Regions from separate parts of the Mus musculus genome. Here region 2 is linked to region 1. The links are chromatin contacts, found by Hi-C or POLR2A ChIA-PET in ENCODE. All regions are on one chromosome and are shown on one strand. The core of a region is the stretch at or near the end of the contact, and the rest is flanking DNA. Distances in the headings are between cores, read along the strand shown.

Region 1 (6,395 bases), core at 2,405-4,904:
ATGCCTGTAAGTCAGAGCTAACTTAGATGGCAGAGGCTTGCAAGGTGGCTCAGTGGGTGAAGGTACTTGCCATGCAACCCTGATAACCTGGCTTTGCACTTCCATTGTGCTACAAGGCCACACAACCTAAGTTGATCACCAAACCACACAGAGGCAGGAGGGAAGCAACTATAGTGTTATCTGACCTCCACACACACACTGTAGCACACATACCCAAACAGGATAACTGCCCTGCAAGAGGTCTCCCAAAACAGTTCCATCTTAGACTCCTACAAGGCTGCTGGCTAAAAGCATCTGGTATTTGTGGCTAGCTGTGTGCCACCAGGCAGGACCTGAAACACTAAACACCACCAAGTCTGCCTGTGAATCAAGAGGCTACCCCCAAGAAGGACAAGCCCTATTTAACACTCCTCAATGGAGAAAACAGAATGGGGCCTGTATGCACTTATCTGGGCCACAGCAGAGTGAGTCCTTGGGTGTCATTGCAGTGTCCCTCAAGAGCCTAACTGTCCATACCAGGAGCAGGGCCTGCTTACCCTCTCTAGGAGAATGACAGCCATTGGGGGTACTCACTACACCTTCCCAGACTGTAGGATCAGCAGTGCTGCAAGGAGGCACTGGCCCAACCCCAGGTTGCTTCAGGCTCCACCTACTTCTCCCTGCTGAGTCAAGCAGGGATGGTGCCTCACAGGTAGGTATCATACCCACTCTCCTTGCTGGGCTCCCCTTCCACCTGCTGACCCAGTGCTCTCAGAAGACAGCTAATGTGATCCCCAGGGGGCTGCTGCATGTCCCCAGCCTTTGTCTCATGCTCTGCCACAGCCTCACCTCTAGCCCCAGTCTCTCAAGTCCTTTCTGGGACACAAGTACCTTCAGGATACAATTGGTGGTGTTCCCAGGCACCCCTTACCGCCTAGTCCTGAGGCTCTGCCCACTGGTACATCATGGCAAGGAGACTTCCTTCACTGGACCAAGACCTGTGAAAACATGACTGTATCCTAGCCACTCTGGTGCCATTTGCTTTCACGGACATCTGGACATATCCAGTGCCCTTATTGGGGTACTGGTGGATGGGTCTCTATTAACCCTTCGCAAGTCTGTCTGGGCAAACAGCACAAAACAGTTCTGTGTACACAGTAGGACCAGCATTCCATGGCAGTTCTGAGGAGCTCACAACTTAGCAGAATTCTAGGTAGTGTTGGGCACAGTGGTTATTCCCCATCCTTGATTTTGAGAGGTCAATCCAGATTTAAAAACTTTCAGCTAGCCTGGGCTACAAAACAAGACTTGGCATAGTGGCACACACTTGTAATCCTGGCACTTGGGAGGTGGAGGCAGAAGGGTCAGGACATCAAAGTCATCCTCACTGCTTTGAGTTGGGTCTGAGGGGCTGGAGAGATGGCTCCTCTGTTACAGGCTAGGCTCACAACCAGAAATAGAAGCTGGGTCTGAGGCCAGCCTGGGCTATTTAACACCTTGTTTGAAAGAATAAAAAATGGAAAACACCATGGATGCACCATGTACTGTCCCCAACTTTGAGAACAGTGTCCAGCATTGTTGCTGTGTGTGTGTGTGTGTGTGTGTGTGTGTGTTCACAACAGCTCTTTGAAGTTTGTGATATTCTGTACCTCCAGATGAGAAACTCAGTTGTTTTTTTTTTTCCCAGCTGGCCATGGGATCACACACATTTAATCATGGTACTCAGGAGTCAGAGGCCAGCCTGGTGTATGTACCCTAACAAGTATTTAGTAGTTTGAATAGTGCAGGTGCATGGAAGACCTGTGTCAAGAGTCAACTAGACTACCTCCTTAAGTCTTTAAAGCCATCCTGTTAAGAAACTCAAGTCCAGAGTGGTGAAATCAGTTGCCTGGAATTGCATAATTGTCCAGGAAACCTAGTATTTGAACACAGGATATTTGATTCAGGACCTTCCAATTACAACTCTCTTGAGAGAGATTGCTTGTCTTTTCATTCAGGGTCTTGCTATAAGTAGTCCAGACTGGCCTAGAACTCGTGGTGATTTCCTGCCTCAGACTTTCAAGTGTTTTAAGTTACTCGTGTGAGCTGTCATACCTGGCTCTCAGTTTTGCTTTTGAATTCACAGTCGTGTCTCAGATCCAGGCAATCAACACAGGTCCTCCAACATGCTAGGCAGGTGCTCTACCACTAAGCCACACCACCAGCCCAATTTTCCCCCTCTTCTCCCCCTTCTTTTTTGTTTTATTTTGTTGGTTTGCGTTGAGACAAGGGCCTGCTATGCAGTGGAACTCACTACTTGTCAGTGGATCTCCTGCCTCTGTCTGTCCAGAATGGGCATATTGTGGCTACAATATCTTTCTGTGTGCTGCTGAGAACACAGCCTAGAATCTCATACATGCTAGACAAGCATTCTATCACAAGCCACATCCTCAGCACTACAGTTGGAAAACCTCAAGGAAAGCAGTGATTGGTGTGTGTGTGTGTGTGACTGGCAAGCTTATTCTATGGGAGATGTCCACTCCTGGGCTTGCTTATGACACTGGAACATTTCCCTCTGGTACAAAGTGAAAAAGAATATGATTCAGTGTGAAAGTTACATGATATTCCCATTTCTATATTTATCAAATTATGTTCTAATAGAACATAGCCACATCCCTGTTTCTGGTCCTTGGCTGTTTATGTAAGATGGCACATTTGAAAATTAAGACCATTTGGTTCTCAAAGCCTGAGCCTAATGTCTTTCATTGCAAGAAAAGGTTTGCTCTAAGCTGGACGTGATGGTAGGTGCCTGGGATCCCCAGGACTCAGGCTGAAGCAGATGGATTATCATGAATTCAATGTCAACCAGAGCTACATAGCAAAACCAAAACAATGCTCTTTGCTTTGGTGTGCAACAGTAGATACCGGTGCCACATCATTCACTGCTGCAGTTTTCTGCCTCTGGAGCAAGAAGTGGGCCTGGTTTTAGTAATGCTGTACCCTAGTTTTCATTACAGGCTGCAGCATATGGCAAGTGCTTAATTATGCGTAGGTTGCTTGAATCATTGATCACACATGCTATGATAGAAGGGGAATGGAACATACAAGTTTCTATAGGTTTCTATAGGTTATAGGTGCCATATATCACCAACGGGCTGGGACTGTAGCTCAGTATTCATGAAGCCCTGGGTTCAACACTCAGTGCTGCATAGACTAGGTGGTGGTTCATGCCTGTCGTCCCAGCACTGTGGAGGGACGAATCTGAAGGATCCATGGGGGCAAAAGGATCTGCAGTTCAAGGTCATCGGTCTGGGCAAGATGAGACCCTATGTAAATTTTACTTCAAACAAATTATCAATGGCTGCTAACTTCCCACTCCTGGCTTCATTTGCCAGCCTGAAAGATAGCAGGTTCAAGCCCTCGTAGGGGAAATGGAATGCCCATTTCTCAGCTTGTTCTGTGGGTAGGGCGCAAGTGGACCCGGACGGACCTCAGTGGTCTTGGCCAAGGCAATGGGCAGCGACTCGCACCCGGACCCTGCGAAGTGCCAAGCCTTCGCTTCCCGGCCGACCCCGCCCCCGCAGTCACGTGAGCAGCGGGGGTTTTCCCATTCCCTTTGACGTGACGTCACGGAGGGGTACGAGCCAATGGGTGCGCAGGCCGGCGGCGCCGGGGAATTCCGCCGCCCCGCCCCCGCCCGCCGCCCGCTCGGCCCGGCGCCCCCCGCAGCCCCGGGCGCCGTGCGTCCAGCCCGGCCTTCGGCCCTAGCCTTGCACCGCTTGCCCGGCCGGTGATCGTCCCAGCCGACCGGGCTGTCCGACTGCCCGGCTTGCCCTCGTGTGCGCTCGCCCTGAGCTGGCCTTCGGGCTGTCGGTCCCTACGGGCCGGGCCATGCCGAGTCGCCGCGCTGCCAGAGAGTCCGCGCCCGAGCTAGGGGCCTTGGGTAAGCAGAGTGGAACCTCTGGGGCGGGGCTCGGGCTCGGGGAGTTCGGGGCGCTCGGAGTCATCTGCGGGTTTCCGCAGGATTCGCGCTTCGGTGCGGAGAGTACAAGGGTGGCGGGGACACTGCGCGAGGGATAAGGCAGAAGGTAGAGGATGGTGAAGGGTCTTGCCGGGGAGATACAGGCTAGGCGTCCCGCTAAGGAGTGAGAAGGGGGCGGGGCCTGAGCCTGAGGCAAAGAAGGGGGCGGGCCGGGCGGCGGTCGAGAGGAGGGGCGGGGCATAACTCTGAAGGGGAGGAGCCATACACACAGGGGCGGGGCAAACTCAGAGGAGGCTTCTGGTTTACAGAGTGGGTGAGGCTGCTCTTAGGAGTAAGGGGCGGAGCCTAATTCGAGGAAGTGGCTTTATTCTCTCCAAACAAGGGGGACCCTTCTCCCGCAAGGCTTAGGCCTTTAGAGGCAAAGAAAGAGGCGGGGCCCAGCTTCAAGATTTAAGGAGGAGCGGTGCCTGACCTCGAGGAGGAGGATCCAGGACTGTGCTTGACAGGAAATAGGGGCGGGGTCAGGCTCCAAGAGCAAGAAGAGGTGTGTGGCTCAGTGAGTGGGCGGGACTTACCCTTGGGTTGGGGTGGGGGAAAGTGGGGCGTAGTGGCAGGTCTAGGGAAAGGGCAGGGCCTGTTTAGAAAACGAAGGGCGGGGCCTGACGATGGGATTGAAAAGGGGCGGGGCCTGCAGCGAGATGGGGGAGAGGAAAGTTCTCCAGTGACGAAGTATTGGGGCTCGGATTTCGCCCTGAGGGAAGAACGGAGACGGGGGTTTTCCTGAGGCATCAGGAGTCCTCCAAGTCCCACCTTAATGGGGAAAGTAGCGGATATTGAGTGATGATTGGCGGAGTCAAAGGCAGAAACGAAAAGCCAGAACTTTTTTCAAGAGTTAGAGAAGAGCCGGTTGTGGTGGCGCACTTGGGAGGCAGAGGCAGGCGGATTTCTGAGTTCGAGGCCAGCCTGGTCTACAAAGTGAGTTCCAGGACAGCTCAGGGCTATACAGAAAAACACTGTCTCGAAAAACCAAGAAAAAAAAAAAGGAGTTAGAGAAGGCTGGCCTGCACCTGAGCTCGGTAAGGAGGAGGGACTTTATTCAAGGGACCAAGCCAGAGAGAGGAGCAGGCTCATCAGAGTCTCTGGTCCTGCATTGTTTGTTAATCCAGGTCTCCATCTCACAGGTTCCAGTGACCTCTCTTCCCTGTCACTAACGGTCTCCAGGACCACAGGTGAGCAACCCCCACAGCCCCTGCCCACCTGCTTGTAGGAAATGGGATTGGAGGAGCCCCCGTGGAGAGGGAATGAGTGTACCCACTTTGCAAGCTTTGTCTGTTGGTACTCTGTCTGTACTCCACCCCCACATTTCTCTGGCAATAGCCAGGTAGTCCTGGCTCACTATAAAAGGGGCTGATGCATCCCCTCCATCTTGCTCCCTTGCTCCCCTCTCTCCCCATTCCCTTTCCCCTTCTCTCCACGTGGTCATGGCTGGCCTCTACTTCTCTACTTCTCTCTGCCTTTCTCTGCTTCTACTACTCTCTTTTTTGTTTGTTTTGTTTTTCGAGACAGGGTTTCTCTGTGTAGCCCTGGCTGTCCTGGAACTCACTTTGTAGACCAGGCTGGCCTCAAACTCAGAAATCCGCCTGCCTCTGTCTCCCAAGTGCTGGGGTTAAAGGCGAGCGCCACCACGCCCGGCTTCTACTACTCTCTTAACTCCCCTCCCCATGCCCTAAATAAACTCTGTTCTATACTATACCGACCTTCAACCTTCGAGTGGCTGGTCCCTCAGGGAAGGGATGCCTTGGCATGGGCCCACGGAGGCACCCCCTTCCCCCATACCTCACCACACACCTTAAAACATATATTAGTACCCCTTTTTCATTTTATAATCACAGCGTTGTCTCTCCCTGTTTTATTCCTTACGTGCCCATATTGTCAAGACTGTTAGAAGCTTGTATAGTTCTATTTGCTGACCCCCTAAGTAAAGGCTCTTTTAGATGTTCTCCATCATCCATTATTTTGGGCCTTGGAACTGAATTTCAGACATGATGTTACCACCCCCTCACGTGATTTCCCTAAAACTACCTCAGTTTTATTCATCTGTTTCATACCCATTTGTTCCTTTTTGGAGATAGAGAAAGTTAAATGAGTTGATGCTTACAAATTCATAGCCTTCCAGTTCATAGTAGCTGTTAGTGGCATAGTCATGATAATAAGAGTAATAATAGCAGTTAGTTAGACTATCATAGTTCTCAGACCATGTCCATTTAAATTATCTAGACCCTTGGTGAAGCAGGGAGAGGGAGCAGGCAGTGATGGTCTATTCCTTTATACTCAGGCAGATCTCTGTGAGGCCAGCCTGGTCTACATAGTGAGGCAGGCAGATCTCAGTGAGGTCAGCCAGGGCTACATAGTGAGTTCCAGGACAGCCAGGTCTACAGGAAGAGACCCTGCCTCA
Region 2 (6,395 bases), core at 2,856-5,355, 67 kb after region 1:
ATTTTATGTATATGAGTACATGGTAACTGTCCAGACACACCAGAAGAGGGCATCGGATCCCATTACAGATGGTTGTGAGCCACCATGTGTTTGCTGGGAATTGAACTCAGGACCTCTGAAAGAACAGTCAAGTGCTCTTAACCGCTGAGCCATCGCTCCAGCCCAATACTGCAAACTCTTAAAATTTCCTGACAGGGTCTCCTTAAGCAAAGGCTGTTTTCACTCAGTAGTTGCAATGTATAACGGGCATTGGATCATTCTGGATCTAGCTGTCAGGATGCTGACTGAGTGAGACTAGGCTGTATTTGAGAGGGACTGGGAATATTCTGACAGTTACCCCAGAACCATAGTAAAGCTATGACCAAAGTAGACACAAAGTGGGCTGGGGATGCAGTTAGTGTGCCTACCATGCAGGAGGCCCTGGCTTCCATCCCTACAGAAGGTGGCAAAGCAAACCTGTCCTCATGGTACCTGGTAGGAGGTAGGCAGGTCAGAAATTCCAGGTCCTCAGCTACACAGAGTTCAAGGTCCATCTGAGCTAAGGATTCTCTCTTAGAAAACAACAGAAGGCAAAAAGCCCCACATGGTATCGCAGACCTGTACAGCATTTAGAAGGCAGGGTGCTTGTATGTTCTGGGTCAGGCTGAGCTGACCAAAACCATGTAACAACAGACGGACAACATTCCCTACCTGAGGTGGAGCTGGGGGGATTGACATTGACGCACATTCTGGACAGGACAGCTATAGTCTAAGAGGCGAAAGCAAAGGATGGGCTTATTCTCTCCCTAAGCTGTGTGGCTTTAACTCTTTCACCTTCTTCCCAAAGCCAGAGCCATGCAGAGCCCACTGACCATTCCTGTGCCGGTGCCAGTGCTGCGCCTCCCTCGGGGCCCCGATGGCTTCAGCAGAGGCTTTGCCTCTGATGGACGTAGGACCATCCTGAGACCAGAAGTCGGAGAAGGTCATATTCAAGATCCCCCAGAGTCACAGGAACAGCGGGCCCGAGCCACTCTGCGAGAGCGCTACCTCCGCAGCCTCCTAGCCATGGTGGGGCACCCTGTGAGTTTCACGCTGCACGAAGGTGTGCATGTGACCGCCCAGTTTGGAGCCACAGACCTGGATGTGGCCAACTTCTACGTTTCCCAACTGCAGACTCCCATAGGTGTACAGGCCGAGGCCTTGCTTCGATGTAGTGACATAATTTCCTATTCTTTCAAGCTGTAAAACTGTCTGCCATTTTCCTGTGGGCATTGCCACAGTAGCCCAGGCCTCTGACTATTCCTGGGACATAGAGTTCTCAGCGCCTTCCTGGACTTCCAAAGCAATCTCCAACAAACTCTGGCTTTGAACTCAGAGGAACTCCAAACCAGATACTGCCTGGTGCAGGATGCAGATAACCCTGGCTCTGAAGAGGTGGGAAGATCATAAACTCAAGGCCAGGCTGTGCGGCAGTGGGGGACGGCAACCTCAGACATTCTAGATCTCTCTTGTTGGAAGGAGTGTTCTGCTTCACACACTGAGCGTCACAGAAATAAATTCCTGAGGCTTGGCCTTGCAGGCTGCTGTGTGTGTGTGTGTGTGTGTGTGTGTGTGTGTATGTATGTGTGTGTGTGTGTGTGTGTGCGCGCGCGCGCAAAGAGCACTAAAGAGCTTTCGAAGTTGAGCCTCTCAAGCTGTTTCTCCATCATCATCATCCCCCCCCACCCCCACCCCGCCAAAGAAATCATCATCTAGAGAAATCTGGCTCTGGCTTTCCTTTTCATTTATTATTTTATATATATGGGTGGTTTGCTTACATGGGTGACCATACCACATGCATGCAGTGATGGCTGAGGCCAGAAGAGGGCACCAGGTCCAATGAAACTAGTAAGAGATAGTTGTGAGCCGCCATGTGGGTGCTGGGAATTGTTTGTGGGTGCACTGCAAGATCAGCCAGTGCACTTAATGGGCTGAGCCATCTTCTCACCACACCCCAACCTTTTTTAAAAGACAGGATCCGGCTGTGTAGCCCAGGCAGGCTTGGAATTCACAATCCTCCTGCCTCAGCCACCCGAGTGCTGGATTACTTACAGGTCAGGCCACCATACTCAGCTTTTCTGCTTCTCTCTTTAGTTGTATCCCATGGAGAGTGGTGCCATGCTTAACATTTCTTTGTTTTAAAATTTTTAAATGGAGGTGTTTATGTCTGTGTGCCATGGGAGTGTGGGTGCACACGGAGACCAGAAAAAGATAGGCAGTCAGCAAAGCTAGGGTTACAGGTGCTTGTGAACTATGGGTGCTGAGAGCAGAATTCAGGCCCTCTGGAACGGAGTTGCTGAGCTGTCTTCCCACCCTCTGCTGTAGTCTTTAAAAGTTAGTAGTGTAGCTATCTCAGGCTAAAACTTGTGGGGCTTATCTAAGCAATGAAGCTGAGGCGTCCAGATAAAAGTATAGGGCTTGCACTGCTCCTGGCATCCTCCCCAAATGGCTGACATTCATCTCTGCATAAGAAATTGACCCGAGGTGGGCAAGGATGGCTTTTTACTAGAAAAGGCCTAGACAGGGCCTTGGCTTACACTAGGTTTCAAGGTTCCCTCTTGGTGATGTGGTCCACTGCAGTCACCTGCAGGTTTGTCTTCCCACGGAGGGGACTGGGAGTGGTGGTGGTGGTCACACTTGTGTGCCAGTGCCGTGCCAGTGCCCGGGAGCAAATGCTGCAGGTTGGTGGTTAGCGTTGAAGTTTTACCCTTCCTCAGTTTGCTCTAGCCGTCTAGTGAGGGAGTCTGTGTCCCCTGTTTCAGCCCCTTGTCACTAGAAATCTTTCAGTACATGATATCTGGAAGCAGTTCCTAGCTAAGCACAGTGACCCAAGTCTGTAATCCCAGCATTTGGTGTGGGGAAGGGGGTGTAGAGGCAGGAGGAGCCAGAGATAAAGCCTGTCTTTCCTACATGGCAAGTCAGCGGGCAGCCTGGATTACATGAGAACCAGTAAAACCAAACAAAACCCAACCCTCCCCCCCCAAACAAAGCCCACTTAATGCCTTTTGGAGTTCAGAATGTAACTGAAGGTTTGCATTAATTATAGGGGCTTTTGGTACTTCTCAGTCTCCAAAGTGTGCTAACCCCCAACTGTGAAGAGGAAAGCAGCTACCCTTAGCAGTGGTCTCAGTTATCAGTTCACACTGGAGCCTCCCTCCAGTTCCAGCCTAGCTCTCTACTTGGCAATGCTGTGCTCGACCCTCCTCAAATCCCGTTCTGTGGTTTCAGTCCCTGTGCCAGTGGGCTTTAATGAGCTGAGAAGGAAAAGCGAAAGTGCCCAGATGAATCCTGAGCTTTGGAATCGACCCCTTGGAGGTGTGGCTTAGGCTCGCTCAGGTTTGGTCAGCTGGTTCATCCCGAGCCTTTGGAATTCCTGCTCCCAGTTTTTGTTTTGTTTTGTTTTTATAGCAGGTTCATGAATACCTAGCAGACTCGTCTAATATTGTAATTTACATTTGATACAATTTTGACGAAAATTGTGCTAAAGTGTGCTCTTCTGTCGCTTCTGTCACTTGTACGTACTCATCCGATATTCAGCTTGGCTCTCAGCTCTCAGCACCTCCATCACTTTATCCTGCTCCCAGTACTTGGCTTAGCCCCACCAGGGTCTCCTGCTGTAGCACCTGCTTGTCTGAGGCTCCCTTTGTAATCCAGCCTAGCCTCGAATTCGCAACCTCCTCCTTCAGCCTCTCCAAGGCTCGGTTCACAAGGCGAGTCACTACCATGTCCAGCAAGTGGTTTTTTAATTAATATCTGATCCGTATTTTATATTTTAAGTTACTCATTTCTTGTAGACGCGTAGAAATCAGAGGACAATTTTGTGGAGGCGATTCTTCTATTTTTACGAACTCAGACGGCTTTAGCCGCTGACAGCCCTCTCGCAGGCCGCGGTTATAGGATTTGTATTGAATCCTTTCCCGAATTACTTGGGCTTGTGACGAATGTGCGGGAGCCTGACTGTTGACAGCTTGGCTTGTGGGGGGCGGGAGGGGGCGGCTAGAACTCGCGCATGCGCGGCGCTCCGGGAGACAGCGTTCATAGGCCCCGCCTCTGTGTTCTGCAGTTTGGCTCTGCAGATTCGCCGGTCACGTTTCTTTTTTCCGCGGAGCTTACTGTTCTTTGTTCCGGTCTTCCTGTCGTCCTCGACACGGTTTTTTTTCAGAGCAAAAGCTTGAGTCGGTGCTATGCTTTTCTCGGTACGCAGCGGGCCCTTCGGCTTGTAGCGAAAGTGTGGCTGCGGAAGAGCAGGTACTCGCGGAGCTCGGCGGAGGCGCGTTGGGGCTCCCGGCGACTGCGACGACGACGACGACGACGACGACGAACGGAGCGGACGGAGGCGGCGCTTGAGGCAGCGGCGAAGCCCATGCCCCGGAACGGCGGGAGGACCCGGAGAGACGAGTCCGGGGCCCGGGGCATGTCCCCGGGGCCCCCGTGAGGAGGAGGAGGCGGCGGCGATGGAGATCCCGCCGCAGGAGGCTCCGCCCGGGCCGGGCGCGGACGCCGACGCGGACGCGGAGGCCGAGACCGAGGAGGCCTCCGCCGAAGCTGAGTCTCCTACCGGGACCTCGCCCCCGGCCGATGGCCGCCTTAAGGCTGCTGCCAAGCGTGTCACGTTCCCATCTGACGAGGACATCGTGTCTGGAGCGGTGGAGCCCAAAGACCCCTGGAGACACGGTAGCTTTGGCGAGGGTTGCGGGGGAGAGCCTAGAGGCGGGTGGGACCGCCATAGGGCCGACCCCCACGGAGGTGGCCCGCGGCAAATGGTACTTATTGGTGATTTCAACGGTGCCTAGGTTAGAGCTGGAGGCAGAGAGGGGTTGGCGGGAGAGCTGGAAAGGTCCACAGGACTGGGTTTTCAAAGCCTAACCTTGTTTGGGAGTTTGGGAGGCTGGCAGCCAGCCTTTGAGTTCATGGTACACTCAGGGATAGATGAAGAGAGCCTGGTTATAGTATTGGGGGAAAGGTAAGTGCCTGAGTCCACGGGATGGTGAGAGCGAAGCAGCTGGTCTGTAAACCAGGAGGCAAAGCGTAGCCGGCTATGGCCATTGCTCTTTTGGCTGAAACGAGGACGGAAATAAACCCAGACTGTACAGAAGTTTGTAAACCCTCCGACTGGGAAAGGAGGGTCAGAGGCAGCAGGTAGTAAAGCAGAGGACGAGGTGGCCAGTTTGCCTGTGTGCGAGGAATTCCGCAGTAAGGTTCGGCAGCAGAACGCGGAGCCCGCTTTTACCAGGGTTTACCTGGGGAAGGACTCGGCAGTATTCCCTACTCAACAGAAGGTGACTTACATGTTGGGAGATGGGAAGATCTAAGATCTAGGCCTGTTGGTGGGGAGGTGGAACTGGACGGGCACTTGGAGGAGTGCATTGGCTTTGATGGCTTTGAAAGGGAAAAGGTTGCTGGGGAGATGGACACAGGCTAATCCCATTTCTGAGCTGAATTGTGTTTTGCTTGGGTGGAGCCTGTGAAGTGAGGTCACCCACTGGCCGTGTTCTATGGAAGCTAACCTGCTTGTCCAGGAACAGACAGACACGACTGCCAGGCTGTGGGCAGCAGAGTGGGCAGCTGGTAGCTTTGATGTATGTGGGCACGGGTGGGGGTGTGGTGGGGGGGACTTGGTTGCAGGAAATGATACACTGGGAGCCCGCCATAAATGCCAGTTTGACTAGTAATTATCAAAGAGACCGAGGTTAATTTAGACTTGGCTTGGGGAGCCTGCCAGGGCTGGGTGGTTTGTTTTGGGTTCTGAACTTCTTGGAACTGGTGCTGAGGACAGGAAGAGTCCACTGGGCCCTGGCGGCAGCCTGTTGTCCACTGTGGCAAGATCGCAGCAGGAAGGGGTGGGGGGAGCAGAGCGGCCATTCAGAAGTGGTTAAGAAACCTGGTGTGGCTGTCTGCAGCTGTGAGCCCAGCGCTTAGAGGCTAAGGCTGGATCATAGAGTAGACATTCTAGGGGGGGCTTGAACTGCATGGGGAAGCCCTGTTTCACTATAGAAAGAAAGAAAAGAGGGAAAAGAAAGGCTAGCTGGGTCAAATTCTGACTTTCCCACTTGCTGTCTTTTGCAACCACTGAGAATTTGCCTGGCTCCCCTGAGCCTCAGAGCCACCCTCCCCCAGAGTGACTGACAGGAGCAGTGGTCCAGGGTCTGCCAGAGACTGAGTGACATCACACATGAACTGTGCCTGGTGAGAGTGAGCGCTCCTAAACCCATGATGATTATGAAGGCAGCATTGAAGCCTGGAAAGAGCTTGCTTTTTCGATGGGGCCAAAGTCAGAACCTTCCAGGGTGAGGGTCAGATGGTGAGGCCTGGAGGTCAGGGCACCTGGAGAGTTGGTCACAGTTTCTGGCCCACAGTTTTTCTGAAAAGGCAGAGCC

Evidence for each region. A loop is a pair of places that touch in the nucleus more often than their neighbours do. ChIA-PET counts read pairs that join two places held with the same protein, here RNA polymerase II (POLR2A).
Region 2: POLR2A ChIA-PET joins it to region 1 with 10 read pairs in embryonic stem cell. The contact joins the promoter of Ppp1r37 here to the promoter of Relb in region 1. A Hi-C loop is called at or near these places in 2 of 37 maps with a recorded cell type or tissue (adrenal gland and gastrocnemius). POLR2A ChIA-PET finds 5 or more read pairs at or near these places in 3 of 5 experiments (Patski and embryonic stem cell).

The regions. Positions count from the first base shown.
Region 1 is chr7:19,626,697-19,633,091 of GRCm38, reverse strand. Relb (avian reticuloendotheliosis viral (v-rel) oncogene related B) reads left to right here and starts at 3,654. Exons shown (of 12, transcript NM_009046.2): 1 at 3,654-3,901; 2 at 5,122-5,169. The coding sequence starts at 3,850. It overlaps Clptm1 (cleft lip and palate associated transmembrane protein 1), which reads left to right. Exons shown (of 14, transcript NM_019649.2): 14 at 1-1,512.
Region 2 is chr7:19,560,108-19,566,502 of GRCm38, reverse strand. Ppp1r37 (protein phosphatase 1, regulatory subunit 37) reads left to right here and starts at 4,105. Exons shown (of 13, transcript NM_199149.3): 1 at 4,105-4,692. The coding sequence starts at 4,473. Gemin7 (gem nuclear organelle associated protein 7) reads left to right here. Exons shown (of 2, transcript NM_027189.2): 2 at 827-1,554. The coding sequence starts at 835. The coding sequence ends at 1,224.